Regions from separate parts of the Homo sapiens genome. Here region 2 is linked to region 1. A link is a loop called in an ENCODE intact Hi-C map of the cell type or tissue named here. Cell type or tissue: Caco-2. All regions are shown on one strand. Links, peaks and the distances in the headings refer to the core of each region. The heading gives the core; the rest is flanking DNA. Region 1 has its middle 5.3 kb from the start of SPATA7. Region 2 overlaps KCNK10 (potassium two pore domain channel subfamily K member 10).

Region 1 (5,381 bases), core at 197-5,196:
TTTGCTCTTGCATTTCTATTTAAGATGCATTATTAGGTTATTTGAAGTTTTTCCTCTTTTTTGATGTAGGTGCTTATAACTATAAACATCCCTGTTAGTAGCACTTTCATTGTGTCTTGTAGGTTTTAGCATATTGTGGACTATTATCATTTGTTTTAAGAAATTTTTCAATTTCCTTCTTAATCTCTTTTTTGACCCACTGGTCATTCAAAAGCATATTATTTAATTTTCATGTATTTATATGGTTTCCAAAATTCCTCTTGTTATTGATTTCTAGTTTTATTTCATTGTGGCCACAGAAGATATCATTTCAACTTTTCAAATGTTTTAAGACTTGTTTTGTGACCTAATATATGGTCTGTCCTTCAGAGTGATCCATGTGATGAAGAAAAAAAAATCTGTGTTCTACAGCCATTGGATAACATGTTCTGTACATATCTGTTAGGCCCATTTGGTCTATAGCACAGATTAAATATGTTTTTGATTTTTTTTTTTTTTTTGTCTGGAAGATCTGTCTAGTGCTGAAAGTGAGGTGTTGAAGTCTCCAGCTACTATTGTATTGGAGGCTATCTATCTCTTTAATACTAGTAATATTTGCTTTATATATCTGGGCACTACAGTGTTGGGGGCATATATGTTTACAACTGTTACATCGTCTCGCTGAATTGACCCCTTTATTATTATATAATGGCCTTCTTTGTCTCTTCTTAAGTTTTTGTCTTAAAATCTATTTTGTCTGATATAAGTATAGCTACTTCTGCTCTTTTTTGGTTTCCATTGACATGGAGAATCTTTTTCCATCACTTTATTTTTAGTTTTTGTGTGTCATTATAGGTGAAGTGTGTTTCTTGCAGCCACAGATAATTGGGTCTTATTTTTTTTTTTATCCATTCAGCCAGTCTATGTTTTTTGATTGGAAAGTTTAGACCTTTTACATTCAATGTTATTATTGACAAGTAAGGAGTTACTCCTCTCATTTTGCTATTTATTTTCTGATTGTTCTGTGGTCTTTGCTCCCTTCTTTCCTTCCTTCCTGTCTCCCTTTTAGTGAAGGTAATTTATTTTCTCTGGTGGTAGTATTTAATTTCTTGCTTTCTATTTTTTGTGTATCTGTTGTATGTTTTTTGATTTGAGGTTACCATGAGGCTTGCAAATATTATCTTGTATTTATTATCATTAATTATTTTAAGCTAATAACACTGCTTGCATAAACTAACAAGCAAAAAAAAACCAATAAAAATTCTACACTTTAACTTCATCCCCCAGCTTTTTAACTTTCTGTTGTATCTATTTATATCTTATTGTACAGTCTATGTCTTGAAAAGTTGTAATTATTATTTTTGATTTCATCTTTTAGTCTTTCTACTTAAGGGTACTTTCCACTCTACAGTTACAGTGTCATAATTTTCTGTGTTTTCCTGTATATTGACTACTACCAGTGAGTTTTGTCCCTTCGGATGATTTCTTATTGCTCATTAATGCCCATTTCTTCCTGATTGAGGTGCTCTCTTTAGGGGAGTACTTGTAAGACAAGTCTTGTGTTGATGAAATCCCTCAGCTTTTGTTTATCTGGCAAGGTCTTTATTTCTCCTTCATGTCTGAAGAATATTTTCACTGGATATACTATTCTCGGGTAAAAGTCTTTTGTCTTCAGCACTTTAAATATGTCATGCCACTCTCTCCTGGCCTGTAAGGTTTCCACTGAAAAGTCTGCTGCCAGATGTATTGGAGCTCTAGTGTATGTTACTTGTTTCTTTTTCGTGCTGCTTTTAGGATTCTTTCTTTATCCTTGACCTTTGGGGGTTTGATTATTATATGCCTTGATGTAGCTTTCTTTGGATTAAATCTGCTTGGTGTTCTGTAGCCTTCTTGTACTTGGATAGTGACATCTTTCTCTAAGTTTCAAAAGTTCTCTTTTATTATTTATTCAAATAAACTTTCTATCCCTATCTCTTTTTCTACCTCAACTTTAAGGCCAATAACTCTTAGATTTTCCCTTTTGAGGCTATTTTCTAGATCTTGTAAGCATGTTTCATTGTTTTTTTATTCTTTTTTCTTTTGTCTCTTCTGACTGTGTATTTTCAAATAGCCTGTCTTCAAGCTCTCTAATTCTTTCTTCTGCTCGATCAATTCTGCTATTAAGATACTCTGATGCATTCTTCATCAGCTGTGTAGCCTGGGGTTGGTGAGGCGGGACAAAGAGGGAGAGGTGCAAGCACTCTTAGCTTCCCCAGCTGGTATCTTAATAGGTCACACGTCCCACCCTCCAACTCAATCTACTGGCTTTGAGCCCAGCTCAATACCAGGACTTGCATAAGAATTGCAGTTCTTGTGGCCTAAACTGCCCCTCAAGTTCACTTAGGGCCCCAGTGCCTCCAGCCCACAGTGGCAAGCCTTGCCAGAACTCAAGCTCCAATTGCTGGAATGGGCAATTACCCTCTGCCTTGGGCCGGTCCAAATGCCCCCTCCATGGGCAGGCATCAGCTGAGTACAGCTCAGTTTGCTTTCTGCTGTGATGGGGCAGCACTGAGTCTAATGCAAAGCCTCATGACCGCTGTGCTCCCCCTCTCTGAAGCACAGAGATTCTCTCCAACAGGGAGCTGCTGCTGGGGAATGGGGGAGGAGACAGGGATGGCATCAGCAATTTAAGACTGTCTTTCCTACCCTCTTTGGTGCCTCTTTCAGTCATGTGAAATCAAAGCCAGGCACTGAGAGTGCTCCCTTGATTTTTGGTTCCTATGAAGATTACTCCCTTTGTGTAGACAGTTGTCAAGCTAGGTGTTCCTGAGAAGGAATGATTGGCAGAGCCTTCTATTCGGCTATCTCACTCCGCCCCTCCCCTGGAATCACTTTTTAAAATGTTTGTCAGTTGCACGTTACATTGCTTGAATAAGATTTGTAGGTAATATTGCCTTAGCATGGCTGCTTTCCTCACAGGGATGGAGCTTAAAACTTTCCTAAAGCCCCCTCTAGTGACAAACAGCAAATTATTATCCATTATTTCATACCTCCAAGCTCTAAATACCTCCAAGCTCTAAAGTTCCATTTTCTCATTTAGTTATTAGATGAATCAATTGCTACATTATTTCAATTAGAGAATGACTGAGAAATAGTTAATAGCTCAAATTCTCAAGCATTCTTAAATCACTGAAACCTAAGCAATTTTGTTTTGAGACTGAGGTCAGCACAGTGCACATTTAACTCTATAATTTTACTCTGCCCTCATACATATAATTTTTAAGGATTCCCTAAATTTCCTTCATTTTTGTCTTTCAGGAACTTTAAGGGTTAAAATATGTTCGCAATAACTCAATAAATAGAAAAATGTTGTTTTGAACTTTGGCTTCTTGTTGTTTTCACTGTATTTACTGGAACATTTTCTAAACACACAAATATAAATTCCAGGAATCCTCTGAATTATGAAACTAAGGGTCATCCATAAAGACATAGATTAAATATATAATAATAACATAATGCTTAAAATAATAATATATAATAAAACAGAATAAACAATAAACTATATATTATTTGCATAACTATAGGTTATGGTATTAAAATATATAGTTTATTTCACTTATATAAAATTGAAATATATTGTATATTTCAAATATATAAAAGCCCATTTCCAAAGGGCTTAGAGCTCATCCAATAAGACAGGCCTAATTAAACCATTAAAAGAAGAAGTCATATTCCTAATAAAGGGAATTAACGAGATAAATTTTTAAAAGGCTATGAATATTTATTTCAACTGAGCACAAATCTTAGTTTTGAGGTTCCTGTAAGCTAATACAAAAAAAGAAACCCAGTAATTGATTAGTTCATGCCAATTCATTAAGGGAAACAAAGTATTTCCGTCTAAAACACACATATGGGTCAGGCACAGTGGCTCATGCCTGTAATCCCAGAACTTTAGGAGGCTATGGCAGGTGGATCACTTTAGGCCTGGAGTTTCAGACCAGCCTGGCCAACATGGCAAAACCCTGTCTCTACTAAAAATACAAAAATTAGCCAGGCATGGTGGCTCACGCCTGTAATCCAGCACTTTGGGAGGCTGAGGCGGGTGGATTGCCTGAGCTCAGGAGTTCAAGACCAGCCTGAGCAACACAGCGAAACCCCGTCTCTACTAAAATACAAAAGAAATTAGCTGGGTGTGGTGGCATGCACCTGTAGTCCCAATTACTCGGCAGGCTGAGGCAGGAGGATTGCTTGAATCCGGGAGGCGGAGGTTGCAGTGAGTCAAGATCACACCACCGCACTCCGCCTGAGCGATGGAGCGAGATTTCGTCTCTACAAAAATAAATAAATAAATAAACAAACAAAAACACATATGCAGATTTCTAAATGTCAATAACAAGATTATAGCATTGGAATAATTTCAGAACATGAAATTCAGGTGTAAACATATATATTCAACAAAAGGTCTTCAGAATGCCTACTCTCCAAGGCCATTGCAGCTGGTGATGATTTTCCCAATAGAAGGGTGTTTCTTGGGAGCTCACCCTATAATAAACTCATACCAGCTGTATCCATCACCCATGATCATGAATTATTTCCTGGGAATAGCAACCAGAAAGAATCTTCTCTCTTGTTTACATACATAGAGCCAAAGCAAAGGACAAATTAAATTGCACTTAGGATAACATGTTCATTGCTAAAATTTGAGAGACATAGACCCTATTATGCACACATTCTTGAAATAATTGGAACAAAATATTGAAAGGGAAATAATGAAATAGATGGCTTCAGACAAAGTTGGGTACCAGACAATATGGTCTCCAGAAGTTTCTCCCATTCTGCTGCCCTCTCCAGATCACGCACCCCCCCGTTCTACTTGAAAACAAAATCTACTTGTCATCCTAAAGTCTACTTTTCTAAGAGGAGCTGGTATCACCTTCCCTGAGTCAAGTCACTGTGTTGCTTATCCCAAGGGTGTTTGCCTTGGGTTCCTTGTTTCTAATTCAATTTAACAAATGCTTACTGGAGGCCTATTATATGCAAAGTATTTGCTAGCTGCCAGTAGTGAAATAAAGGCCTTCATGATCTTAGAAATGGATTTCAGGCAATAATGAGTACCTAGGAAGGAGTTTTTGTTCTCTGCATGATATGATTTGGCTCTGTGTCCCCCTCCAAATTTCATGTTGAACTGTAATCCCCATGTTGGGGGAGGTACCTAGTGAGAGGTAATTGGATCATGGGGGTGGATTTTCCCCTTGTCGTTCTCATGATAGTGAGTTCTCATGAGATATGTTTGTTAAAACATGTGTAGCACTTTCCTCTTCGCTCTCTCTCCCTCCTACTCTGCCATGTGAAGAAGCTACTTGCTTCCCCTTTGCCCTTCCACCATGATAGTGTTTCCTGAGGCCTCCCCAGCCATGCTTTCT
Region 2 (5,381 bases), core at 83-5,082, 110 kb before region 1:
CACTGGAGTTCTCATGCCTGGAACCAACAAAGAAGCAAACTTGGCCAGATGGTGATGAGGATGGTGGTGCTGATGGTGGTGAAGGTGACAGGAGCCCTGATGGCCTACTGGGCACTTACTCATGCTGTCACTCTGACAAACACTCTGCTTACATCACTACATTCGGTCCTCACTACAAGGAATTATCACACTGCATGAGTCCAGGTAGGACCCCCAGAAGCAGATGCCAAGAAGGGATTAAATGTGCATGGATTTTATTAGGGGGAACGCATGTGTGAGAGAAAATGATAGGGAGTTGGGGAGGCTAGAACAGCCACTAGACTCTATGTAAGTCTGACCCCTGGAAAAGGAAGGAAAGAAGGAAGGAGGAGGTAAGCATCTTCCAGCCTAAGGAAGTTTAGCAAGCCCATCAAGGAGTTCTTGAGCTGAAGTTAGCTGTCTGAGGAGTCCTGTGTCTCCCAGAAACAATCCTGCCGTGGTATCCTTGCTGCGCACAGACACTGGCTGGGAGCAGCCCGGGAGCAACGTACCCGCAGTGCAAGCCCAGCTGTGGAGATCAGGGCAGCAGCCAGGGCCCTGATCACCAACACCCACTCCAGTTAGAGGCCTGTAGGCGCATGCTCATGCCCAACACAGCCCCACTTCACAGACAAAGAAACTGAGACCCAGACAGGTTCAATGGCTAAGTCAAGGTTAAGCGGCCCAAAAGAGAGAAGCCAGATTAAAAAGGGAATCATCTGACTTCAAAGTCAGTTCTGCAGAGTGTAGGAACAGGAAAAGAGGAAACATAGCAATTCCAGGGGGAAAGGGCCCTTTTATCCCAAAAAATAGGAACGACATTTGTTTCAAATAGGCATTAAAAATATTTTCCAGTCTATGAGATTGACTACTTCAGTTTCCAAACAGCAGTGGAGTTCTTCCCTACAAAACGTATCAATAATGAATGGATCTATAAAGTAATGGCCTATCACACTTCACAGCTCCAACAGAAGAGTACTGGGCAGCAAAAGTGCTGCCAAGAATTGATGAGAAAGGAAATGTTGAAAGGTAATATCCTTTCTGCTAGTTTTCATTTTAAAATGTTTCCTCAAGAATATCTGCATGGCTGGGCGCAGTGGCTCACACCTGTAATCCCAGCACTTTGGGAGGCTGGGAGTTCGAGACCAACCTGGCCAACATGGTGAAGCCCCAGCTCTACTAAAAATACAAAAATTAGCCGGGTATGGTGGCATGCACCTGTAGTCCCAGCTACTCGGGAGGCTGAGGCAGAAGAATCACTTGAACCAGGTAGGTGGAGGTTGCAGTGAGCCGAGATCGTGCCATTGCACTCCAGCCTGGGTGACAAGAGATAAATTCTGTCTCAAAAAAAAGAATACGGCACATATTTCATTTTCACCTAAATGTGGGTGATATGGAGGGGTACATGTGGAAATCTGCTTTTTCATGGTTGAACAAGCTCTTAATAAGTTGACATTATTCAGGCTTTCTCAAGCCCCACAGATATTACTGCACCATCCATTCATTCGTTCAATCAACAAACAACTGAGTTTGCCTGGCACTGCATTTGGCACTGGAGCTACATAAATTAATAAGACGCATCCCGCCTTCAGAGTTAATGGAAGAATTAACAAAGATCTTACACGTGCATGAAGCTGTTTTTGTTTTGCTTTGTTTTGGTTGAGACAGGATCTTGCTCTGTCACTCAGGCTGAAGTGCAGTGGCACAATTATAGCTCACTGTAACCTCGAATTCCTGGCTTGAGCTATCCTCCCACCCCAGCCTCCCCAGTAGCTAGGACCACAGATATATGCCACCATGCCCAACTAATTTTTTAATATTTTGTAGCGATGGGGTCTCACTACATTGTCCAGGCTGGTCTCAAACTCCTGTCCTCAAGCGACCTGCCAGCATCGACCTCCTAAAGTGCTGGGATTACAAGTATGAGCCACTGCACCCAGCCAGTGAACCTGTTTTTATCTTCGCCAAACCTTCTGTGTAAGGTGATGATTATTATCTGCCCCCATTGATAGATGAGGAAACTACGGGCCAGAGAGGGGACACTGAGCAACCTATGACAAGCTAACAAGCAGGGGCATCCTTGAATCCATCTTCAGACACTTAACCCGAGTGCCTCCATTCCTCCATGTCACCTGAAACAAATGGCATTCCAAGGGTTCAGAGTCTCTTGGAAACCTGAAATGCAGCTGCCTCAGTGCCACGGTCACACAGCAGCGTGACTCTGCTACTGACCCAGGCAAAGTGCAACTGTGACTGCAGACTCCCGGGCAAGAGGGAAAGGACAGCCTCCTCTCACCTCCCCCCTCCCCGCAGCCGACCTCCCACCCCTACTCTAGGTCTGGAATCATTCCGGGGCCACCTGCACTGATGGCTCAGAGCTTCCAAAGAGTCCCAGGTTACAGCTCAGCCTGCATAGGCATAGGCAGACTTCAGGCCGCTGGGGAGGGAGGGTGTTAGGAAGAGGGCAGGAAAGATGAGGAGCGCAGGATTCCACCTCGGGTGCTCCACCCACACCGGCCTCCAGTTGTCCCAGCAGCTCTTAGAGCAGTATCTGTGCTGCCTCTGGTTCCAGATACCCAAACAACCAAATCATGTTTTCCCTGTTTCCATGGGACAGCCCTACCTTAAAGGCAATCAAGCTGATCCCAGTAAGAATGGCAGTAACACTAAGTCTGTATGCACTAAGAGAGCAAGCCATGGTCCCAAAACGCCACCCGAGGCTCTCCCTTTGGGTGAAGCATTGCTCCCTGCTGTCTTCAAAATTTCAGGCTGCACTTCCAGATGGAAGAGATCAAGCTATGATGAAATGACTGAGACCCTATGGAGCCATGAGAAGAGGAAAACAAGGCAGACTGGGGGGAAGAGGGAGCTAGAACTGCCTGCCACCTCATCTCACATCTGTGCTTTCCTGTCCCCTTAGTCCAGAACCCCATCTTCTCTCACCTGAATCACTGCGACAGCCTTCAGTCCTGTCCCCCTTAAATCCATCCTCCATATACCAGCCATGTACATGGTGTGTCACTCTCTCAGGTGTCAGTGTGATCACATGGACCCTTGCTAACAATGCTCTGAAGGCGCCACCAACATTCAGAGTAAAGTGCAGGCTCCATGCCTTGCTCCCTGACTCTCCCTTCCAGGACCTGGCGCCTGCCTATCTCACAGGCCTCACCCACTGCCACGCCCCCACAAGCAACCTTTGCCCCAGCCAAACCCAGCAGCACCCAGACCCGCTCACACCTGTCCCAGAGAAACAGGTCTCGCTTCCCAGATTCTTCTCACCTCTTGACTCTTTTTTTGGTCAATTCCTTCTCAAACATCAAAACCCACCTTACGTGTCCCCACCTCCAAGCTGACTGCTCATCCCCCAACATTATATTATAAGATGCCCTTCCTTTGTGTCTCAATATGAAGTTTAGCAGAGAACCTACAACTAGGAGACCCCTGGTTACAGTTTGTTTCATTCCTGAATTTGTTCATTCATCCATTCTCCCATTTGCTTTGGGCCAGCATTTATGGTATCAAGTTCACACACCTGCCCAACAGAAACTTTGACTGCAGAGTTAATCCTGCATATGGAAGCACCCCTGGCACTATTGTGGTTTTTTCCCATAGGCAGAAATCCAGAGTCAAGGTGTTAACATTCTCAAAAAGCAAACAGTCCAAAGAGAGTTCTTCATGGTTTGTACAAGCGCTAGAGTGGACAGACAAGAGACAGGGCAGTATTTTACTTCACTGGGCTCCAAACACTCAGTTCGGGCCTTTCTTGTTCCTTCATGAAGAGCTACAAGCCTCTCTTTTACTCAGGGGTACAAAATACTTGTGAGATTTTAAAAATTCTATTGAATGGCATGAGTCACACTTGGTGAGTCCCCTCTCTGGTGGAAGACAGGCAGAATTTACCCTGAGTCTGCCTTCCTGGGGTCCCTCTGACTGGGGCCAAACTGCATAAACTGTGATTTGAGGACCCAAAAGACTAAAGGGCTTTTCTTTCACCCCACAAGCTGGGGAGAGAACAAGGGGTTCACATGAGACTTAAAGGAGCAGTGACTTCCTTCTCGGGACTTGTAAGCTCGACAGTTTCCCCTGATTTTTCCCCAAATCTCTTCTTGTATTTATAAACCAAAGGTATGGCAAAAAAAAAAAAAAAGTCAGAAGCCTCTCCACTAGCAGACAGGCCCCAGAGAACAAGGTTATCAGGGTTAGAGGAAGCAGGGGGAAGGTTGGACTTCAACAGCCACCCAGCTTACCCCTACCATAGGTCTGTCTTCCACGATGGCCCCACCCTCCACAGGAAACACTGGGCAGGGCTCCTAAAAGACAGTCCCTTCTCCAAGCCTCCTTCCTCCTCCCTGGAAAGGGACAGAAGCAGTAGCACTATTGGGAAGATTTAACATAAAATGTACGGCATGTTGCTCAATGCCTTGTTCAAAGCAAGTCCTCAATCAACGTGAGCTGTCCACATTATTAGGAGGTGAAGAAAACTACGTGTTCTATGCAAGCAAATGCAACAAAGCGTGCAGATGCTGTGTTTGACAGAGGTGTGGGGGACAGAAAGACATGAAGAGAGAGTGTCAGTGCCACCGAAGAGGAGACGAGAATGCAAAGACAAGGTGCCCACTGGTGTGGAAAGGGCATTAGGTGTCTGCGAGAGGGCAGAAGGAGGTGGAGAGGAAGGCGGAACAGCAATGGGGGGGCAACAGATACAAAGACACTCAGCCATGAATCAGCCTGGGGCATTTGGGAAATTACCTCAGGTCTGCGTGTCAGGACTAGAGGGTGTGAAGATGGCTACACCAAAATAAAGCTGCAAAGACAAGCAGAGGAGAGAGTGTGGCTCTTGTTGGTCTTATTAATGAGCGTGGGAAGCCATCAAGGCTAACACAGGGAGAAGAGCCAGGGGGTCAGACCTGGGTTTAGCAAGCTGACTCTGGCAGCAGTGCGTAAGAGACATGCAGCAAGTGAGAGATCGTCTGTGGGGGGTGTGGGTAGGAGTTTACTGGAATGTATTATGAGGCCTCAACTCAGGCAGCAGCAGAGGAGGAGTCAGAGACAAGGCGTGTTAAGGAAGTAAAATGTGCGGGTCCTAGTGATGGATGCAAAGGAAGAAAGGAGGCGTCTGGGATGACTCTTATAAGCTTATAACAGTATCATGCTCTGCAAGACAGAAAATGCAGGAGAGTTAGGTGTGCAGCTCCTGTAGCCCATCCAGGTGGAGCTATCCAGTTAACATGAGGCATAAGGGACCAGAACTCAGGGGAATAATCTAGCTGAATCCCTAGATTTAAGAGTGATGAGTATGTAAGTGGTACTGAAGCCACAGGACTGGATGAAGTGGTCCAGAGGGAGATGTAAAATGAGAAGAG

Evidence for each region. Peaks named below come from ENCODE experiments on the same cell type or tissue, not always from the same donor. Only the 100,000 strongest peaks of a DNase experiment are listed, where the experiment ranks them.
Region 2: a loop joins it to region 1, with 6 times the contacts of the local background. A loop is called at or near these places in 1 of 110 quality-filtered maps.

The regions. Positions count from the first base shown.
Region 1 is chr14:88,377,630-88,383,010 of GRCh38, forward strand. No RefSeq gene overlaps it. Among named protein-coding and RNA genes, the nearest start is that of SPATA7, 5.3 kb to the right of the region's middle. In Caco-2, for the core only: a CTCF peak has its summit at 2,891; no DNase peak of the experiment used is centred there.
Region 2 is chr14:88,267,777-88,273,157 of GRCh38, forward strand. All of the region lies in intron 1 of KCNK10 (potassium two pore domain channel subfamily K member 10), which reads right to left. Among named protein-coding and RNA genes, the nearest start is that of KCNK10, 53 kb to the right of the region's middle. RefSeq lists a silencer at 3,009-3,303. In Caco-2, for the core only: no CTCF peak of the experiment used is centred there; a DNase peak (open chromatin) is centred at 3,195.